Regions from separate parts of the Homo sapiens genome. Here region 2 is linked to region 1. The links are chromatin loops, found by intact Hi-C in ENCODE. Cell type or tissue: ovary. All regions are shown on one strand. Each heading gives the region's core, and the rest is flanking DNA. Links, peaks and the distances in the headings are about the cores only.

Region 1 (9,893 bases), core at 1,311-9,310:
GAGTCTCGCTCTGTTGTCAAGGCTGGAGTGCAATGGCCCGATCTCGGCTCACTGTAAGCTCTGCCTCCTGGGTTCACGCCATTCTTCTGCCTCAGCCTCCCGAGTAGCTGGGACTACAGGCACCCGCCACAGTGCCTGGCTAATTTTTTGTGTTTTTAGTAGAGACAGGGTTTCACCGTGTTAGCCAGGATGGTCTCGATCTCCTGACCTCGTGATCCGCCCGCCTAGGCCTCCCAAAGTGCTGGGATTACAGGCGTGAGCCACCACGCCCGGCCTGTTTTGTATTTTTGAGATGGAATCTCGCTCTGTCGCCCAGGCTGGAGTGCAGTGGCATGATCTTGGCTCACTGCAACCTCTGCCTCCCGGGTTCAAGTGATTTTCATGCCTCAGCCTCTAGAGTAGCTTGGACTACAGGCATGCACCACCACACCCAGCTGATTTTTGTATTTTTAGTAGAGACGGGGTTTTACCATGTTGGCCAGGTGGGTCTCAAACTCCTGACCTCAAGTGATCCACCTGCCTTGGCCTCCCAATGTGCTGGGATTACAGGCATGAGCCACTGTGCTTGGCTTGGGAGAGCAACTTTTAAACTCTCTTTTTATTTTGGATCCATGGTAAGAAATATATTTCCATAAAAACCCCAGTTCAAGCATACATTTACCTATATCCATGAATAAAAGTTTCATGAAATGATATCTTCCTATAAGCACACTGACGTTTGCTACTCTACTGTTCTTTCATTTCATTAAAGAAACGTGCTGTCCAGGCAATCTCAGTACTTTGGGAGGCCGAGGCAGGAGGATTGCTTGAGCCCGGTGGTTTGAGACCAGCCTGGTCAACATAGCAAGACCCCATCTCTACAAAAAATAAAATTAGTCTGGCGTTGTGTTGTGTGCCTGTGGTCCCAGCCACAGGTGCCCCTGCAGGGGCAGGGGGCTTTCAGGTGGGAGGATCGCTTGAGCCCAGGAGTTTGAGGCTGCAGTGAGTTATGATTGCACCACTGCACTCCAGCCTGGGTGACAAAGAGAGAGTCTCTGTCTAAATAAATAAATAAATACATACATACATAAAATATGCTAGTCACAGTTTCCTAAATGGATTTTATGACTCATTGAGTCAAAATGATAGTTTTAAAATGTTGCTAAGAGAGATGTAAGGAGGAAAATGTGTTGGTGAGTGTTGAGGAGCCCAACTTCTTTTGAGAAATCATTGTTGGATCTGGTGTCTCATGTGTTACCCTGGGGTTTCAACTCCTGTTTGCTCATTCAGTTATTCATTGATCACCCTGTCTTCCAGGCATGCAGTCATTCATTCAAGGTGATTATTGAGCTCCCCTTGAGAGCAGGTATGGGGCTGGGGGTTGGAGATCCAGTGAGTGGTCCTGCTTGAGAGACTGGCCCTGCCCACATGGCACTAGTGGGCTGGGACTCTCCCATCACTCTTGTCTCCATCTTGTTGTGCACTGTTGATGCTCCATTGAATGATCTTGGCATCTTTGCTGAAAATCAGTTGATCATCAATGTATGGATTTATTTCTGAGCTTTCAATTCTATTATGTTGATCAACAGGTCTGTCTTTATGTTAGTACTACACTGTCTCTATCACTGTAGCTTTGCAGTACGTTTTGAAATTGGCAAATATGACACTTCCCACTTTGTTCTTCAACCTTGTGTTGGCTATTTGGGATCCCTCGAGATTCCGTATGAGTTTTAGGGCGTGATTTTCTATTTCTGCAACGAGCCACCATTGGAATTTTGGGAGGAATTGTACTGAATTTGAGAATTGCTTTGGGTAGTATCTTTAACAACACGAAGTCTGCCAGTCCATGAACATAGGATGTCTTTCCACTTCCTTAAGTCTTCTTTAATTTCCCTTCGCAATGTTTTGTGGTTTTCAGGGTACGAGTCTCTTGCCTCTCCAGGCAGATTTATCCCTGGGTGGCTTATGCTTTCGGATGCTGTTGTCAGTGGGATTGTTGTCCTTGCCAGTGGTCGCTGAGCCCAGCTGCAGCCTTGTCTTGCACTGCAGGGTGTCTGTGTCACCTACTTGCCTAGTTCTGGCCACTTTTCTTGCAGGAAGTCAGAAGTGTACTGATCTGGAGTAGGACCCTTAGCACAACAGAGCTGCTCCTTGGTGCTAGGAGATGCGTCCTGAGGCTGGCCATCCATGTCAGAGGACCTGGCGCCTCACCCTCATCATGGGATATCACTGACCACCAGTGGGGGATGCATCTCTGCTGGGCTTGGCCTGCAAGGTAGGAGCTGACTGCAGGAGTGGGAAAGAGCCCATGGCCCCTGAGGGGGCCTACAGTTGGCTCTCCTGTGGTTACTTGGCATGTTTGATAGACGCCTGGGTCTGGCACAGAGAACACTGCCCGCTGACAATCATTGAGCCTCGGCAGGCTGGCCCCGATGACATGTTATCTCCCCACACAGTCCCTGGACACACTTGATTAAAGGTGCTTATTACTTTCATAGTGTTGGCTGGAGTGATGTGATAACTCCACAAAAGGTTCTGGCAGAATCCCAGACCTTGGGGTGTTCCCACCAGTGTCTCTGTGTTCAAAGTTCAGCACAGTGTGGGGTGGCAGGAGATGGGAACTTGGAGACTGAGGCCAGAGTCTGCTGACTTGAGCCTCTGCTGAGGTCCTTATCAGTGCCGGGAGAGCAGCAGCCTAATCTCAAGATGGTTTAGAGGATTTAGCGGGGGCGTGCATGCAGAGTTGAGAACTGGCTCCTGGGTCGGTGTGCGGGGGGTGGGGATGGCCCGGGGGCCGTAGCTACAGTTTGTCTTCCTTCCCCCACCGGCAGAGGTGAAGAGAGGTGTTTTGTCCTGGAGCCACCAGGCCTATCCATGGAGGAGCAGAGCTTCACATGGAGCCTGTGCCCCGTCTTAGTCTATTTCGTGTTGCTATAAAGGAACACTAAGGCTGGCTAATGCATAAAGAAAAGAGGTTTACTTGGCTCCTGTTTCTGCAGGCTGTACGTGGCACTGGCATCTGGTTCTGGGGAGGCCTCAGGGGCTTCTCCTCATAGTGGAAGGTGAAGAGGGAGCAAGAAAGGGAGAGGAAGGAGGTGCCATGCTCTTTTCTAAGAAAACAGAAACACAGCTGCATTATTTTAAGCAAAACACATATTGGCTTAGGTCGCTGTATTCATCTCCCAGGGCTGTGGCACCAAGGCACCAGACACTGGGTGGCTCTTTGGGAGGCCAAGGCAGGCAGATCACTTGAGGTCAGGAGTTGGAGGCCAGGCTGGTCAACATGGCGAAACCCCATCTCTACTGAAAATACCAAAATTAGCCGGGCATGGTGGCATGAACCTGTAATCCCAGCTATTTGGGAGGCTGAGGCAGGAGAATCACTTGAACCCAGGAGGCGGAGTTTGCAGTGAGCTGAAATTGTACTATTGCACTCCAGCTTGGGCAACTGAGCCAGACTCCATCTAAAAAAAATAAAAAATAAAAAACCCAGCAGAAGTGGATTCTCTCACAGTTATGGAAGCCACAAGCTTCTAGGGGTTAGAATTCCAACATATCTTTTTTTGGGGAAAGAGGGGCATAATTCCCCATAGAAGAGCCTGTAATCTCAGGGAGCCTTGACCCAGGTATTTGACGTTGGTGTAATCTACTTGTGTATGTGTATTGGTGGACAAAGGGGATGGCCTCACATCCCTTCAGCATCTTGGGGGTGGGCGGTGCCTCCCCTCCGGCTCCCCTGAGTCAGCCCCGGGGAAGACCAATTGTGGGGCTGGATGGTGTGGGAACCCCCAGCTCCGTCCTGTCTCCAGCCATCAGTGAGGTGTGCTTGGCCATTCCCCACAGGACCAGTGGGCGGGATGGGGCAGCTTTGCAGTTGGAGAGGATGGGGGTTCAGGCAGGCAGAACAGATGCGCGGACACAGAAGAGCTGTGCAGAATGTGGAGTTGAGCTTCCTGGAAGGCCCATAGGAGAGGCGAGACTGAAATCTTCTTGATACTTTTTCACTGGGGCCTGAAAGCCTGGTGCAGAATGAAACTGAAAGCACTTGTCTCGTTGAGCAAATCATTCAACTTTGTTATTTCTGTAATTGAAATAATTCCTGGCATTAATTATGTGGAGAGCACTCATGACCATGTGGACATATCTTTTGGGGGCACATGAACTGAGGGTAATAATTTCGCTCGAATTTTTTTTTTGAGATGGAGTCCTGCTGTGTCGCCCAGGCTGGAGTGCAGTGGCGTGATCTCGGCTCACTGCAACCTCCACCTCCTGGGTTCCAGCAATTTTCCTGCTCTAGCTTCCCCAGTAGCTGGGATTACAGGTGCCCACCACCATGCCCGGATAATTTTTATATTTTTTAATTTTATTTTTATTTATTTATTTTTTGAGACGGAGTCTTGCTCTGTCACTCAGGCTGGAGTGCAGTGGCACAATCTCAGCTCACTGTAACCTCCGCCTCCAGGCTTCAAGCGATTCTCCTGCCTCAGCCTCCCAAGTAGCTGGGATGACAGGAGTCCGCCACCATGCCTGGCTAATCTTTGTATTTTTAGTAGAGACAGGGTTTCACCATGTTGGTCAGGCTGGTCTCAAACTCCTGACCTCATGATCCGCCTGCCTCGGCCTCTCAAAGTGCTGGGATTACAGGCATGAGCCACTGTGCCTGGCCTAATTTTTGTACTTTAGGTGGGATTTCATCATGTTGGCCAGGCTAGTCTCGAGCTACTGATCTCAGGTGATCTGTCCACTTTGGCCTCCTAAAATGCTGGGATTACAGGTGTGAACCACTGCGCCTGGCCTATTTCACTCCATTTTGCCGAGGAGGGAACAGAAGTGTGGAGTCCTCCCAGCCACATGGCCTCGGATCCGGGCTGCAGGTCCAGGCTTTCCGGCTCCAGGGCTGGTGCCCTCTGTCCTGTGCCACTTCCCCTGCAAAATGAGATGAAAATGAGTCTCATTTTACGATGAGGAAACTGAGGCCCTGAGAGAGGGTGAGAAACCAGGTCTCTGGCTGAATGCACCTCTCACTGAAGACATCTCCGGGTGGAAATGTTCTGAGAGCTGCTGTGTGTGCTGGTGTCAGAATGAACAATACCCATAGTGCTTGGCGTAGACAATCAGCAAAGCTAGGGACCCGTTTTCTCCTCCCAGCCCCCTTTCTCACTTCAGGCCCTAGACAAGAATCGGAGGTCCGTTTCTCAAGTTTAGCTCCTGTCTGATTAAATTTGAGGTTCGTTTCTCAAGTTTAGCTCTTGTCTGATTAAATTTGGATTTGCTCCACTCTTTTTCACGGGCATAAAAATATCTGCGGAGTGAAAATGTGTGCAGAGGATGCACTGCGTGCAGGCTGCGGCTCGAGGTCAATCAGATTCCTCCAGCGATAAAAGGCCTGCTGAGGAAGCGGCCCCACTCCCAGCACAGCCCCATTGATTGGCTTTTATTTTCCTCTGTTGCTGGAGTGATCCAATTTGAAGCCCTGTTTCTGAGCATGTTGCAAGGAACCCTAGGGGCTGCCATAGCCCTGGAGATACTGGCTGGAAATCAAATTCAAATTGGTGCTTTCTTCCTATTAAAGCAGGAGACCTCTGCCCGGGAACGGGCCATTTGGGGGCTCAGCCATCTGGCACATGGAGTGAGTAGGTTTTATTGCCAAAGCCGTCCCGGCCTTGGCCTCAGCCTCTGTGTGGCTCTGGTGGGGAGTGTGTCTCGATGTTGTACTGTGAATAAGCCCCATGCCTACTTGAGTTTGGGGTTTCTGTTTTACCTACACTTCCATATTGTGGGCATGTGGCTGCGGAAATGTGCCTGCACCTGGACTCGCTGTCACTCACTGGCTTCTCGTGGTACAGCCTAGGGAGGGTTGCCCCAGCCGTATTTAGTTCTTCCTGCCTCAGATGAACGGGCCTCCTCTCCCAGCTCCTAATCAGGAGGGCAGAGTCTCGTTGGCGGCTCTCCTGTCCTGCTGCCACTGCCTTTACACTTCTTCAGATATGCGGCCGTCTTAAGGTGTAAATGCCTTCCTCTGTTTCCCAGTGGTTATCTAAAGCAAGGATTGGCAAACAGAATCCACACCATAGATTTGAGGTATGTTTGTTGTCCTCTTTCCTTCTTAAACTGTTAGTAAACAAGACATTCCTACAGGTGACCCCTTTCGGCCTTTTTTTTTTTTTAAGACTGAGTTTCGCTCTTGTTGCCCAGGCTGGAGTGCAATGGCGCCATCTCAGCTCACTGCAACCTCCGCCTCCCGGGTTCAAGTGATTCTCCTGCCTCAGCTTCCCAAGTAGCTGGGATTACAGGTGCCTGCCACCATGCTAATTTTGTATTTTTAGTAGAGATGGGGTTTCTCCATGTTGGTCAGGCTGGTCTCGAACTCCTGACCCCAGGTGATCCTCCCACCTCAGCCTCCTAAAGTGCTGGGACTACAGGTGTGAGCCACTGCGCCTGGCCAGTCCTGCACTCTTCAAGTTTCTATGTGTTGCAGACTGGTGGGGTAGCAATATCAGTTAGAGAGACAGGACTGGGGTCACTTGTCCCCTGTTAGCTCAGTGACCTTGAGCTCAGCTTAGACACATTGTCTCTGAACACTGTGCTGATGGCAACACCTCTCTCACCTGTCTTGCAGTCTTATTTGAGGAATTAAATGCAATAACCTGGGAGAAAGTGCAGGTATGAAGTCAGGGCACACAGCCCGTCACCAGGAGCTTGAAGGAGGAGAAGAGTGGGTGGGGATGTGAGCACAGAAGCTGAGGCGGGGGCTGAGCCGGGTGTGTATTTCTGCCTGTGCCACAGGGACACCCCTTTCAGGCACTGGGCGCCTAGCTCCTGTTGTCTCATCTCCTAAGAGAGTCTCGGGAGGCCTGAGACTCCCTCACTGCTGCGGGCTTCAAGAGCAGCATCTGTGCTGAGTAACAGCCATGGGGGCAGAAGCAGAGATCTCCCGTGACAGAGTAGTTAGGCAGCCGTAAAAATCCTACCACCAGCTCGTGGAAAAGGTCTCATTTGACAGGTGCCATGCCGTCAAAGACTTGTGCTCTGCAGCTGCAAATTCCCAACTGAAAAATATCAACAATTCTTACGAAGAGAGAAGGGGAGCCCTGCAAAGCTGTTGTGTCACCCCGTCTGTTTGTAGGCGCTGGGGGGATTGATGATGAGGTGGGGACTGTTCGGCTGGCCACACTGCCATTGTAGATAGCCTGTGACTCTGTGGCTGGCGCCTGGCTGGCCTCAGTGAAGCCCTTCAGTCCCAGCTCTGACCATGTCTCTGTGGAGAGACAAGCAGGTGATAGTGTTGGGTGGGCAAGGCTGTGCTGGTGGCCTGCTTAGCAACAGCAGGAAAAGGAAGGAGATAACCACCCCAACCTTTCTTGCTGGAAGGAGCCCTTCCTGTTGTCGGCGCTGTGTGTAACCAATGAGGCGAATGCCGGGAAGCGCTTGGTTTGTGTCAATGAGGGGAGAGGATTGTGCAGAAGTGCAGGAAGGGACCATGGGAGGAAATTGAGTGAAGGTCTCTGTTAGGGGTTTGTGTTCCCCTAAAAGGTATGTCCAGGTCCTAGTCTCCAGCCCTTGGGACTGTCACCTTATTTGGAAATAGGGTCTTTGCAGATGTGCTTAAGACGAGGCCTGTCTGAAGTAGGGTGGGCCCCTAATTCAATGTGACTGGGGCCTTTATGGGGAGAGGAGGCAGGACACAGACAGACACGGGACACAGAGGCTGGACAGAGATTGGAGAGATGCTGCCACAAGCCAAGATGCACCGAGGACTGATGGCCACCACCAGAAACTGGGAAGAGGCCAGGACGGATCCTCGCCTGGAGCCCTCAGTGAGAGCACGGCTCTGCCGACACCTTGATCTCAGACTTCTGGCCTCCAGAACTGGGAGAGAATCGACGTCTGTTGTTTTAAGCTGCCAGTTTGAGGTACTTTGTTAAGGTGGCCACAGGATGCGAATACAGTCACCATCTGGCCTTTGATCTTCTAATTGCCTCGGCGGTTCTCCTGCCAGTAAGGGTTGTGAGTGAAACTTGAAGGTCACAGTTGGAAATCAAGTTAAAAGAATTAAGCTGGAAGTGCAACATGAGAGTCCGTCACCCTGAGAGGCGGTGTGAATGCCAAACACAGGCAGGCAGGGCTGGACCTGCATAAATTGTGGTTCGACAGCACCGGGAGAAAGAAGGCCCGGGCCTGCTCTCCTCACCTGATTCTGGGAATGCCGAACCTACCTGTGTTCCTGATATCACCCCAGTGCTAACTTCCCACCCCTTGAAAATGTCAAAACATTGTGTTATGAATGTTCTTCATTGAGCAACTGCGATCTCTTTCTGTAAAGATCCAGAGAATATTTCAGCCTCTGTGAGCCATCCTGCCTCTGTAGGAATGAATCAACTCTGCCTTGGAAGCATGAAAGCCCCTATAGACAGTTCATAAGCATAGCCGTGGCTGCGTCCCCCTGAAGCTACAAAAGTAGGTGGGGGGCTGGGTGTGGTGGCTCATGCCTGTAATCCCAGCACTTTGGGAGGCTGAGGCAGGCGGATTGCTTGAGCCCAGGAGTTCAAGACCAGCCTGAGCAACATAGCAAGACCCTGTCTCTACAACAAATACAAAAATTAGTTGGGTGTGTTGGTGCTCACCTGTAGTCTCAGCTACTTGGGAGGCTGAGGTGGGAAGATCCCTTGAGCTCAGGAGGTTGAGGCCACAGTGAACTGTGATTGTGCCACTGCACCCCAGCCTGGGAGACAGAGCAAAGCCCTATCTCAAAAAACAAAACAAAACAAAACAAAACACCCAAAAAGACAGGTGGTGGGCCAGATTTGCTCACTGGCTGCAGTTTGCCAATCTATGGTTTAAACCAACAATTTAAATAACACACACACATCTTTGTATGATGTTACACATCTTTTTTTTTTTTTTTTTTGAGATGGAGTCTTGCTCTGTCTCCCAGGCTGGAGTGCATTAGTGTGATCTCGGCTCACTGCAACCTCTGCCTCCTGGGTTCAAGCAATTCCCCTTCCTCAGCCTCCCGAGTAGCTGGGATTAGAGGCATACACCACCTCGCCCAGCTAATTTTTGTATTTTTAGTAGAGACAGGGTTTCACCATGTTGGCCAGGATGGTCTCGAACTCCTGCCCTCATGATCCGCCCTCCTTGGCTTCCCAAAGTGCTGGGATTACAGGCATGAGCCACCGCGCCCAGCCTGATGTTACATTTTCTAGAAGTTCTCAGTGATGGGCATTTAAAGGATTCGGCTGCTGCTCCCTGTGGCTTTCACAGCGCTGCCCTGAATGGGTGTTAGGGCACCGTACAGGTAGCGGGGATGCCTGGGAAAGCCCAGACTCACAGCAACACAACAACAGTTAACAGACTCCAGTGACCAAATGTGTGGGTTTTTCCTGCACCAACTGGCGGATACCAGCTGGATGTCCCCTAGTTCAATTCAATTCAGTTCTGACTCCACCTACCTGGAGATGGCATCAGATCCCACAGGGTGAGGGCTCAGTCTCCCAAGACTCTGAACAGTGGCTGTAAGTCAGGGTTCCCACAGCCCCATCTTTGGGTTCAATTAATTTGCTAGGGTGACTCACAGAACTCGGGGAAACATTTACTTATATTTCCTGGTTTATTATAAAGGATATTACAAAGGATACAGATGAGGAGATACATAGGGTGAGGTGTAGGGAAAGGGGTGCAGAGCTTCCATGCCCTCTCTGGGCGTGCCACTTTGCCAAAACCAAGCATCCAGTCTCTGGAAGCTCCCTGAATCCTGCCTTCCTGGGCCTTTTATGGAGCCTCATTGGATATGCACGATTGACAGCCATGTAGAAATAGGATTGGACAGCAAGGGTGTGATCTAACACTAACAGATGGACTGGGGAGGCCCTGCAAGACCTATCTGTGCAGCCTTCCTTCCTCCAAGGTGTGGG
Region 2 (9,893 bases), core at 615-8,614, 76 kb after region 1:
AAGGCAGTGGCCTATGGGTTTCTCCATTGTAAAGGTGCTTCTTTCCTGTTAAAAAAACCACTTTTTTATTTGTTCTATTTTGGTAGAGTCAGGATCTCACTCAGTTGCCCAGGCTGGAGTGTAGTGGGGTGAACATAGCTCACTGCACCCTCAAACTCCTGGGCTCCAGTGATCCTCACACCTTGGCCTCTAGAGTAGCTAGGACTACAGATGTGTACCACCACACTTGGCTGTTTTTTTTTTTTCTTTTTTTGAAATGGAGTCTTGCTCTGTCACCCAGGCTGGAGTGCAGTGGTGCGATCTCAGCTCACTGCAACCTCCGACTCCCTAGTTCAAGTGATTCTCCTGCCTTAGCCTCCTGAGTAGCTGGGGTTACAGGCACATACCACCATGCCCAGGTAATTTTTGTTTTTTAGTAGAGATGGAGTTTCACCATGTTGGCCAGGATGGTCTTGATCTCCTGACCTCATGATCCACCCACCTCAGCCTCCCAAAGTGCTGGGATTACAGGTGTGAGCCACTGTGCCTGACTGGCTAATTGTTTTGTATTAAATTTTTAAATTTCATTTTTTTGTGTTAGAGACAGGGTCCTTGCTTTGTTGCCCAGGCCTGTTTTGTACTGGCCTGAAGCAATTCTCTCATGTTGGCCTCCCAAAGTGTTGGGACTACAGGTGTGAGCTACCATGCTCAGCCCTTCTTTCCTTTTTAATACATGGTCTCTAGAGGGGCAGACTCTGGGACTTTGTGAACGTCCTGTTCACCCATGATGCGCTCCCCATGATTTTATCATCCGCTGATTATCATTCTCTAAATTATGCTAAATATCATCTCTAAATATTATGCTGGAGGTTGCAAAATAGTGATTTCTGTATCTTTATCATGGCTTCCCCACTTATTAGCTGGCATTTTCTTCTGTAAATAAGTGCTTTTCTTCTCCTGTGTCCTTTTTTAAAAAAAAAAAATCCCCTAAAATAGAATAACACATTCCCCTGGACTGATGAATTATTTTATGTTCAAAAGAGAATGGTAATTAGATAGCAAAATCTGGGCCTTATGGGTGCTTGTGGCTCCTGGGGTGTCATTGCTTCTAGTCTCTTTAAGCCAAAAGAGGTAGCAAATATATAGTTTTTTAAAAATTGTGAGTTCACACTGCTACTTCTAATTCCAGTTCAATGCTACAAGTTTATCCCTTAACTGTCAGCATTCAGTATTCCAGTCTCCAGGGAGAACCTTGGTTCCAGAAATATATTTGCTATTTACTCTGATTGCATACAAAAATAGTGTCAGAATTACAATACCAATACCTCTATCAACTACAAACATGCTAGGTACAAGATTTCTTTGCCATTATTTTTTAAGTACAATATATCCACTAAGAGTATATAGTCAGAATTCTGTGTTCAGAACTTAACTGAATTATTTTCTTTTTGAGTGGTCATGTCATCCATTTAATGTATAAATAAATTAATTTGTTTCTCTCTGTATTTAGTTTTTGTGTATATGTTTACATTTAATTTTATTTAATATTACTTTTAAAAATGTAAAGCATTTACATGCTTCAAAAGTCAAAACTATGGAAATGACATACCTTGAAAGGTCTTAGCCAGGTGTGGTGGCTCAGCCTATCATCCCAGCACCTTGAGGGGCTGAGCCAGGAGGATCACTTGAGCCGAAGAGTTTGAGACCAGCCTGGGCAACATAGTGGGACCTCGTCTCTACAAATTACCAGTCGTGGTGATGTGCACCGTGCACCTGTATTCCCAGCTGCTCAGGAGGCTGAGGCAGGAGGATCACTTGAGCCTAGGAAGTTGAGGCTGCAGTGAGCCATGATTGTACCACTACATTCCAGCCTAGGCAACAGAGTGAGACCCTGTCGATCAAGAGAGAGAGAGAGAGAGAGAGAGAGAGAGACAGAGAGACAGAGAGAGAGAGAGAGAGAGAGAGACACAGAGACAGAGAGAGAGAGAGAGAGAGAGAGAGAGAGAGAGAGAGAGAGAGAGAGGTCTCACTGCTTTCTCTCCCACGTATACACTCCCAGGTAACAATTTTCAATGGATTCTGATTTTATCCTTCTTATGTTTCTTTACAAAAATGTCCATATACACACCTACTCATTTCCCTTTTATTCCTTGCATAAAAGGTGATGTATTTTGTACATTCTTTTACACACCCTGCTTGTTTCGCTTAATATGTTCTAGGAATCCTTGCATGTGGAGATCACCTTTCTTTTTCTTTATGGCTGCATTGTACTCCACTGTGTGGATGTTCCTTCGTTTATTCACCCAGTCTCCTATGTGGGGCATTTTTGTCATTTCTAATATTTTTCTATCACCAGTAATATTGTGGGAATATCCTCGTGCAGATGTTACAGAAACTAGAATTGTTGACCTCAAGTGTAATGGGTTGCTTCCTTGAGCTGACCACTGTAGAGGAAGGAATTCTCAAATTCTGAGAGGCTTCACCTCTCTCACCTCTGGCCTTCCCAGGTCTGTTGTGCCTTGGTTGATCTTTCCTGTAGCCACTTTCTGTCTTCCCTGGACTGTTCAGTGTGCAGACATGATGTAATATTTCCATTAAAAAATGGCTCCCTTGCTCCTGCAACACTCCAATTTCTCTGCATCACTCAAATGTATTGACCATTAGATTTGGCACCGGATGGGTCATTGGTGGCCCAGATGAGAGCAGTTTTGGCGCAGTGGTGGGGGTAACACGCTGATCGGGGAGGGTCCAGGGGCAGAGAACTGTGCCTTTGAGGTACATAATTTTGAGAGGGAGAGAGAGGAAGGGAGTGAACCTGTGGTTGCTGCAGCTGCTTTTCTTTTCAAGACAGGGTCTCACTCCATTGGCTGGCCTGGAGTGTGGGGGTACAATCATGGCTCACTGCAGCTTCCACTTCCTGGGCTCAGGTGATTCTCCCACCTTAGCCGCCCGAGTAGCTGAGAGTACAGGTGCATGCCACCATGCATGACTTATTTTTTGTATTTTTTATAGATACGAGGCTTTGCCATGTTGCCCAGGCTGATCTTGAACTCCTGGGCTCAAGCAATCCACCCACCTCAGCCTCCCAAAGTGTGGGGTTTACAGGCATGAGCCACTGCGCCTGGCCAATACGAGGCTTTGCCATGTTGCCCAGGCTGGTCTTGAACTCCTGGGCTCAAACAATCCACCCACCTCGGGCTCCCAAAGTGTGGGGTTTATAGGCATGAGCCACTGCGCCTGGCCATAGTAGCTCCTTTTCATGTCTGTCCACTGGGAACCATGCAAGCTGCCTGCTGAAATTACGTGGATGGAGCCCCTGGCACAGTGCCTGGCACAGGTCTGTCGTCAATAAGCAGGAGTTGTTATTGCTGTTGTTTTTTAAACAGACAAATAAATGCCAAGAGCAGAACTAAGGAGTATCTGGCTCGCTGCTGGGTACCCCATCCACCCCAAGTCCCCTGGGTGACTGGCACATGACAAATATTTGTTGATTAAGTCAATGAAAGAATTCCTGCAGTTTCATTACCTATGAAGATTGTGGGGTCCTCTTGTGGGACATGAAAGGGGGACAGATAGATGAGTATTGTTTGGATTTTTGGTCCTCAGTGCCATCCACAGACTCCAGAAGGGATCAGCTATTTGCTGAACAATCTTTCAGTTCTCATAGAGCCCTGATATGTTTTCAGGGTCCACAAATGCCTGTGACGGTGGCCTCAAGAACCCAGTGTCCCCTTGTAGGTGGGATAGCATACCTCTTAAAGGTCAGCATGAGATTCCACCCATGTCATCCCCAGCATTGGTGGGGTCAGCAGATCCTCTCTCTGGGGTTTCTTTTCTGCTCAACCTCCCTGCTTTGATGGACTGCACAGACAAGCCCCATCTTGGTGGAAGGGTCTCCCCATGGGCTGTCCTGGAGGGTCACTCCCACAGATATGCCCCATCCTGGTGGAAGGGTCTCCCTGGGGGCTGTCCTGGAGGGTCAGTCCCACAGACAAGCCCCATCCTGTGGGAGGGTCTCCCCGTGGGCCATCCTGGAGGGTCAGTCCCACAGACAAGCCCCATCCTGGTGGAAGGGTCTCCCCGTGGGCCGTCCTGGAGGGTCACTCCCACAGACAAGCCCCATCCTGGTGGAAGGGTCTCCCCATGGGCCATCCTGGAGGGTCACTCCCTCAGGGCAGGGCTGGTGACTGGGGTGGGATCATGTTTTTCTCCGCTGTTGTGACAGAGGAGTATCTGCTGCAGGGGATACGTGGACTGCGGGGGGACTGCCACAAGGATGTGAATGGGTAGGGGGTGGGGTGCTGTTTAGGAGAGAGAGAGACTAGGGGAGCCCCTGCCAGAGAAACTTGGCCCTGAAAACACAGGGGTGCAGCATCTGTAGCTGCCTCTGGACAGAGTTTGCACACTCTGCACAAATGGCTCTTACAGACCAGCTCTTGGAGGGAAACCTCCTAGGCTTGTGACAGGTGGTGGTGAGGGTGGGGGGATGAGGTGCTGGGGAGGCCATGTCCCATAACTCACTCTGAAGGACACAGTGATGCTTGGACCACATTGTTTGTCCTTATTCATCTGGCCCTCAGAAAGTATATTTGGAGGGAAACATGTCTGTGTTTGTTTTGGTCACACATTCATTCATTCATCTGATGAATGAATGTTCATTGGCTTACATGTGTCGGGTGGCTCTTGGCTGTAGAGACACAGTGGGAAACAAGAGAGATGAGCCCCGCACCCTGCGCCTGCCCACTCCCCCAGCACACATTCTAGCAGAGTGAAGAAAGAGAAGTATTATGGGGTGGAGTGGTTCAACCTGAAACCTAGATGATGTTTTAAAGGAATGACAAGTGCTAGGAGGAAAGTAATAGAAGGTTATGGGGTACAGTGGTGGGTGGGGGTTGGGGAAGGCAATCCAGGGAAGCTCCTCTGGGGAGGCGACATCTGAGCACATGTCTGCACAGTGAGCTTGGGAAGGGCGTTCTGGGCTGAGGCTCTAAAGCGAGAAAGAGCCTGTTGTGTTGGAGGAGCAGTGAAAAGAAGCGGAGGCGGGGCCCAGGTGGCAGAGAGGGAGGGAGAGAGCCAAGAGATGAGGCTGGGGCCAGATCTCATTCAGCCCTGCTAGACAACAGTCTATTCCAAGTGACAGGAAGCCATTGGAGGTTTTGGGTAGGGCTGTGACGTGGATTGGGTTAGAGTTTAAAAGGTCACTTAGGCTTCTGGGTGCAGGATGGATGGGGAGGAGAGTCAGGAGTTGGAACTGAGAGATCAGTCAGGACACCATTGCCATGGCCCAGGCATCTGATGAAGTAGCTCAGCCCCCAGAGTGGAAGGGCAGACATGGGGAGGTACTGTACAGTTAAACTGCCATAGGAACCAAGACTGATGGCCAGGTTTGTGGCTTGAGCAACTGGTAAATGGGAAGCCGTTGGGAGTAGGGTGGGAGGTTGGGAAGGCGGGGGTCTGTGTTGTACATGCTGGGGCTGAGATACCTGCCCTTTTGGAGGTGATGCTGAGCAGGTGAGCCTGGAGTCCAGGCTGCAGTGTACGTGTGAACCCAGCAGCACTGAGCTGATGTTTAGCACCGTGGGACTGCACGGCTTCACCCAAAGAGGGTGTTCCAAATTTTATTTGGCTGAATGCCGAATGCCCAAGAATTAACATCTATATTTGGCTAAGGTGAGAATCCCCATCTTAGAATGAGATCCCATGGTACAAGAATAAGTCTGAAATGTTCATCAAGATTGTGTCATAATTATCACAATTTTATTATTAAAAACGTTAGTGGCCAAAGTTTTGATGTTTTGCATTGCAGTATCAGTACAGTCACACCCAGCACTGTTGGGTACCACTTGCTCTTGAGGTCTTCAAACCAGACATTTGTGATGCTAGATGCTCACTTTCAACTCAGAAGGCTGGAGGAGCACGTGGACCTTTGGCTGATGCTGTCTGAAGGGATACTCCTCATGTGAAGCTGCCCCTGGGCTGTCAGTTTTTCTCTCTCTGAGTGGCTGGTTATGGTAGAGACTTACCTCCTCTTTGATCTTGGATGTGAAGATTGGGCTGTTGCTGGTGATGGCCCTCTGTTGAAGCAGTCCCCCCAATTGGTACTTTGCTCCCTACCTGAAGCAGATATTTTCTAATATTTTCAGAAGCAAACTTGAGTGTTTTGTTCACTTTCATTTTTTATTTCTGATTCTTTTGCCTGCACCTGTGGCTTCTCCCACCCAATGACTTGAAACAGTATGTCAGCAAGCCTTGTATCTGGCAGCCTGGCTGTGGAACTGGCCCTCAGAATCTCAGGACAGGCTCTGAATTTGCATCTGCATCTCAGCCGTGGTTGCCTGTAAACCATGCCAGTGCCTTCTATAGAGCAGAATTACAGGGGCATCTTTAAAGCTGCATCTTCCCCTCTCAAGGCACATCCTTTTGGTTCCCTCTTCAGTTAGTGCTAGCAAATGCAGCACTTACTCCGGAGTTGCTGTGATTGTCCATGAGTCCTGCTATATCAGTTGTGTTATCCATAAAGTATAACATGAGGCTTCCTTTGGCTCAAGCAGCCTTTTTCTTGTGGAGTAGCTGCTGTTCCATCTTGTTTGAATAATCACATAAGCACTTGAGAAGGCAATTCTAAAATCTCTTGAGTGTCAAGTGGTTTGACATATTAAAACCACTTTTTTTTTTTGTACTGAAAAAAAGAACAGTGGACTAGAATATTCAGATAGTAACACAGCATCAGAATGTCTTGCCTCATTTTGTGAATGTTGTTACACTGAAATGACATAATATACTGTTGATGTGAGATCCTCTTGATGTGATACTACTGATGTGATCACCTGATCCTTGAGCTCCAGGATGCCAGGAATGACACTGATGTAGGCATTCAGCTCTTTGGCTTTCCAAAGGCAGAAGCCCAAACCAAATAGGAGATTTTAGCTGAATACCAAGGTCAAAGCCAACTTCTGTGCATCCGTAGTAGAGAAGAGGTCTGAGGACTGGGTCTGGGCTGTCAGCCATTAGTGGTCAGGAAGAGGAAGTTCTGGCAAAGGTCAGTCACAAGGGAGGGGGAGCCAGAGGAGTGTTGCATTCAGGAAGGGTAAAGGAGGTGTTTCTAGGAGGTGAGAGGAGGAAAGAGAACAGACTTCTGGTTTGGCCATGTGGAAATTGCCCAGAGTGAACCAGCAGGACCCCTGAGGAGTCCCTCTTCTTTTTTTTTTTTTCTCTTGAGATAGTGTCTCACTCTGTTGCCCAGGCTGGAGTGCAGTGGCGTGATCACAGCTCACTGCAGCCTTGACCCCTAGGCTTGGATGATCTTCCCACCTCAGCTTCCCCGGGAAGCTGGGATCACAGATGCATACCACCATGCCCAGATAATTTTTGTATTTTCTGTAGTGCTGAGGTTTTGCCATGTTGCCCAGGCTAGTCTTGAACTGGGCTCAAACGATCCTCCCACCTTGGCCTCCCAAAGTGCAGGGATCACAGGGATGAGCCACTACACCCAGCCGAATCCCTCTTCTTGAGAGAAGATTCTGGAAGCAGCTGCCGGGTTCTCTGCCACATGCCAGGTTTCTGGGGGTGTAGCTCCCCTGTGTTTGCAGTGCAGCCCTCAAGGTAGACTGCATATGGCCAGAGTGAGGTGCCCGTGCTGTGGGAGCTCCTGGCTGTCGTCCTGCTGGTCACTCACGGGCACACCCTCTCCTTGTGAAGGTGAAGTTCTTCATCACATGTGTACTCAACCCCCATGTGGCCATCACTCAGGGTCACCTGCTACATGGGAGAATCCTCCCCAGTTTTCTCTCTTTCTGTGCTAGGAAGATAGGGGTCCTGGCCACAACAGAGCCCTGAGCTGCTCCTGCGGCCCCCGCCAGTGGGCACAGTGATGTCTGATGATGCAAGTGATCATGTGCCGTATTCTCTGTTGCACAGGAGTCACCCAAGACCCAGCCTAAGGCAGCACACAGGCATGGCCAGTCTCTTTGGTCTCTGTTGCCTGCTGTTTCCACCACCAAATTCATATTTTCAAGTCCTACATGCAGGGCCCACCCATGTGACCTCATTTTACCTTAACTGCCTCTTTAAATACAGGCACATTGCAAGGTATGAGAGCCTCGCCCACTAGGAGAGATGGGTAGCCTGGCAGCCTCCCACTGTCCCTGCTACCAGCCAGCCCTGCAGGTTGAACCTCGGAATGTGACTGTATTTATAGAGATAATAATAGGCTGGGTGTGATGGCTCACACCTGTAATCCCAGCACTTCCGGAGGCTGAGGTGGGCAGATCACTTGAGGTCAGGAATTCGAGACCAGCCTGATCAACATGGTGAAACCCTGCCTCTACTAAAAATACAAAAATTACCTGGGCGTGGTGGCACATGCCTGTAATCCCAGCTACTCGGGAGGCTGAGGCAGGAGGATCGCTTGAACCTGGGAGGCAGAGGTTGCAGTGAGCTGAGATGGTGCCATTGCACTCCAGCCTGGGTGACGAGAGTGAAACTCCATCTCAAAAAAATAAAAAAATTAAAAGAGGTAATGAAAGTAAAATGAGGCCATACGAGTGGGTGGGCCCTAATTCAATATGTCTAGGGTTCCTATAAAAAGAGGAGATTAGGACACAGACATGCACAGAGGGAGACCAAGTAAGGACACAGGAAGGAGAGGGCAGCCATCTACAAGCCAGGAGAGGGGCCTCAGAAGGGTCTACCCTGCCGGTGCCTTGATCTTGGACTTCTGGCCTCCAGAGCTGTGACATAAATCTCCGTTGTTTAAGCCGCACGGTGTGTGGCATGCTTCGTTGCAGCAGCCCAGACAAACGAATCCAGTGTCCTCCGCTCCTCTGCCGACTCCTCTTCCTCCACCCTGGGTGACGTGGCCATGTTCAGTCTGCGGGGCCGGATGGTGGCAGGTGCAACGGGGGCGCGTCAGGCTTCCCATCTCCCTGGTGGGCGAGGCTCTCAGACCACCCAGTTCTGTATGATCCTATCTCTCTCCTTCCTTCTCCAAGCTGCCCTGCTCTGCCCTTTCCATGGTTGTTGAACACCTGTGGGACCTACTTGCTCTCTACTTCCAGGGCGCAAATTCAGACAGACAGCTGTGGATGACTCAGCGAGGAGCTGTTAGATCCAGATGGAGGGAAATCAGATGAATAAGCGGGAATCGTTTCCACTCCCCTGCAGGATGTGTTTTGTTGGGCTGCTTTGTTTTTTCTCTTGCAGTCATTGCCACCCAATCAGATGTTTTTTACGGGTGTTTATCTCCCCACTAGGGACCTCTGTTATCTGTGCCATATCCAGCACCTAGGACAGTGCCTGTCCCATAGTAGGTGTTCAGTCCCTATCTGTGAGCCAACAAACGCATGATCGAAGGGGTATTCCGAGCCCAGCAGGCCTTGCTCTAGAATTTTATTATCTTGAAAGGGATGCCAAAGCTGTTTGTTTTCTAATTGAGGGAGGGGAGGCTGCTGGGGAGATAACACTGAAGACATGGGGGCCTCCAGCTAAAATGTTTTAAACAGAACTTTGTGCTGGGAACCACTTGCAAAACAGAAACCCCATTTGTGACTGGCCTGGACTTGATTGCTTTCATGATGGCATGTCAATGCCGCGTCACTGACAGCAGCTGTGTATTGAAGGCTCTGTGCTGAGTGCTTGCAGTCACCCTCCCAGTGAACCATCTCACGATGCTCTGTGACGTCGCTTTTGTTGTTTTGCAGAGTGGATCTATCAGTAAACACTGGAGTCTTAGAATCGAAGACTAGCAGGGAAACTGGGGGTCCTTCCTGCTGTGTGGCCCTGCAGCGGGCGTGGGGTGGGGCGCTGGTGGCCGGCACCTGCCAGTACCTACTGCTAACAAAAGGGAAATTGAAGGAGGTGCAGGCTGGGCTGGAGCTCAGTCTCAGTAATTGAATCTTGATGAAATGTGACAGTTC

What was found. A loop is a pair of places that touch in the nucleus more often than their neighbours do. Peaks named below come from ENCODE experiments on the same cell type or tissue, not always from the same donor. Only the 100,000 strongest peaks of a DNase experiment are listed, where the experiment ranks them.
Region 2: it touches region 1 in a loop (7-fold over the local background); 2 of 110 quality-filtered maps call a loop at or near these places.

The regions. Positions count from the first base shown.
Region 1 is chr22:44,044,215-44,054,107 of GRCh38, forward strand. The region is part of intron 1 of PARVB (parvin beta); the gene reads left to right. Among named protein-coding and RNA genes, the nearest start is that of PARVB, 25 kb to the left of the region's middle. RefSeq lists enhancers at 1,866-2,415, 4,330-5,278, 7,416-8,296. In ovary, for the core only: no CTCF peak of the experiment used is centred there; a DNase peak (open chromatin) is centred at 5,549.
Region 2 is chr22:44,120,609-44,130,501 of GRCh38, forward strand. The region is part of intron 4 of PARVB (parvin beta); the gene reads left to right. Among named protein-coding and RNA genes, the nearest start is that of TRU-TCA2-1, 25 kb to the right of the region's middle. In ovary, for the core only: no CTCF peak of the experiment used is centred there; no DNase peak of the experiment used is centred there.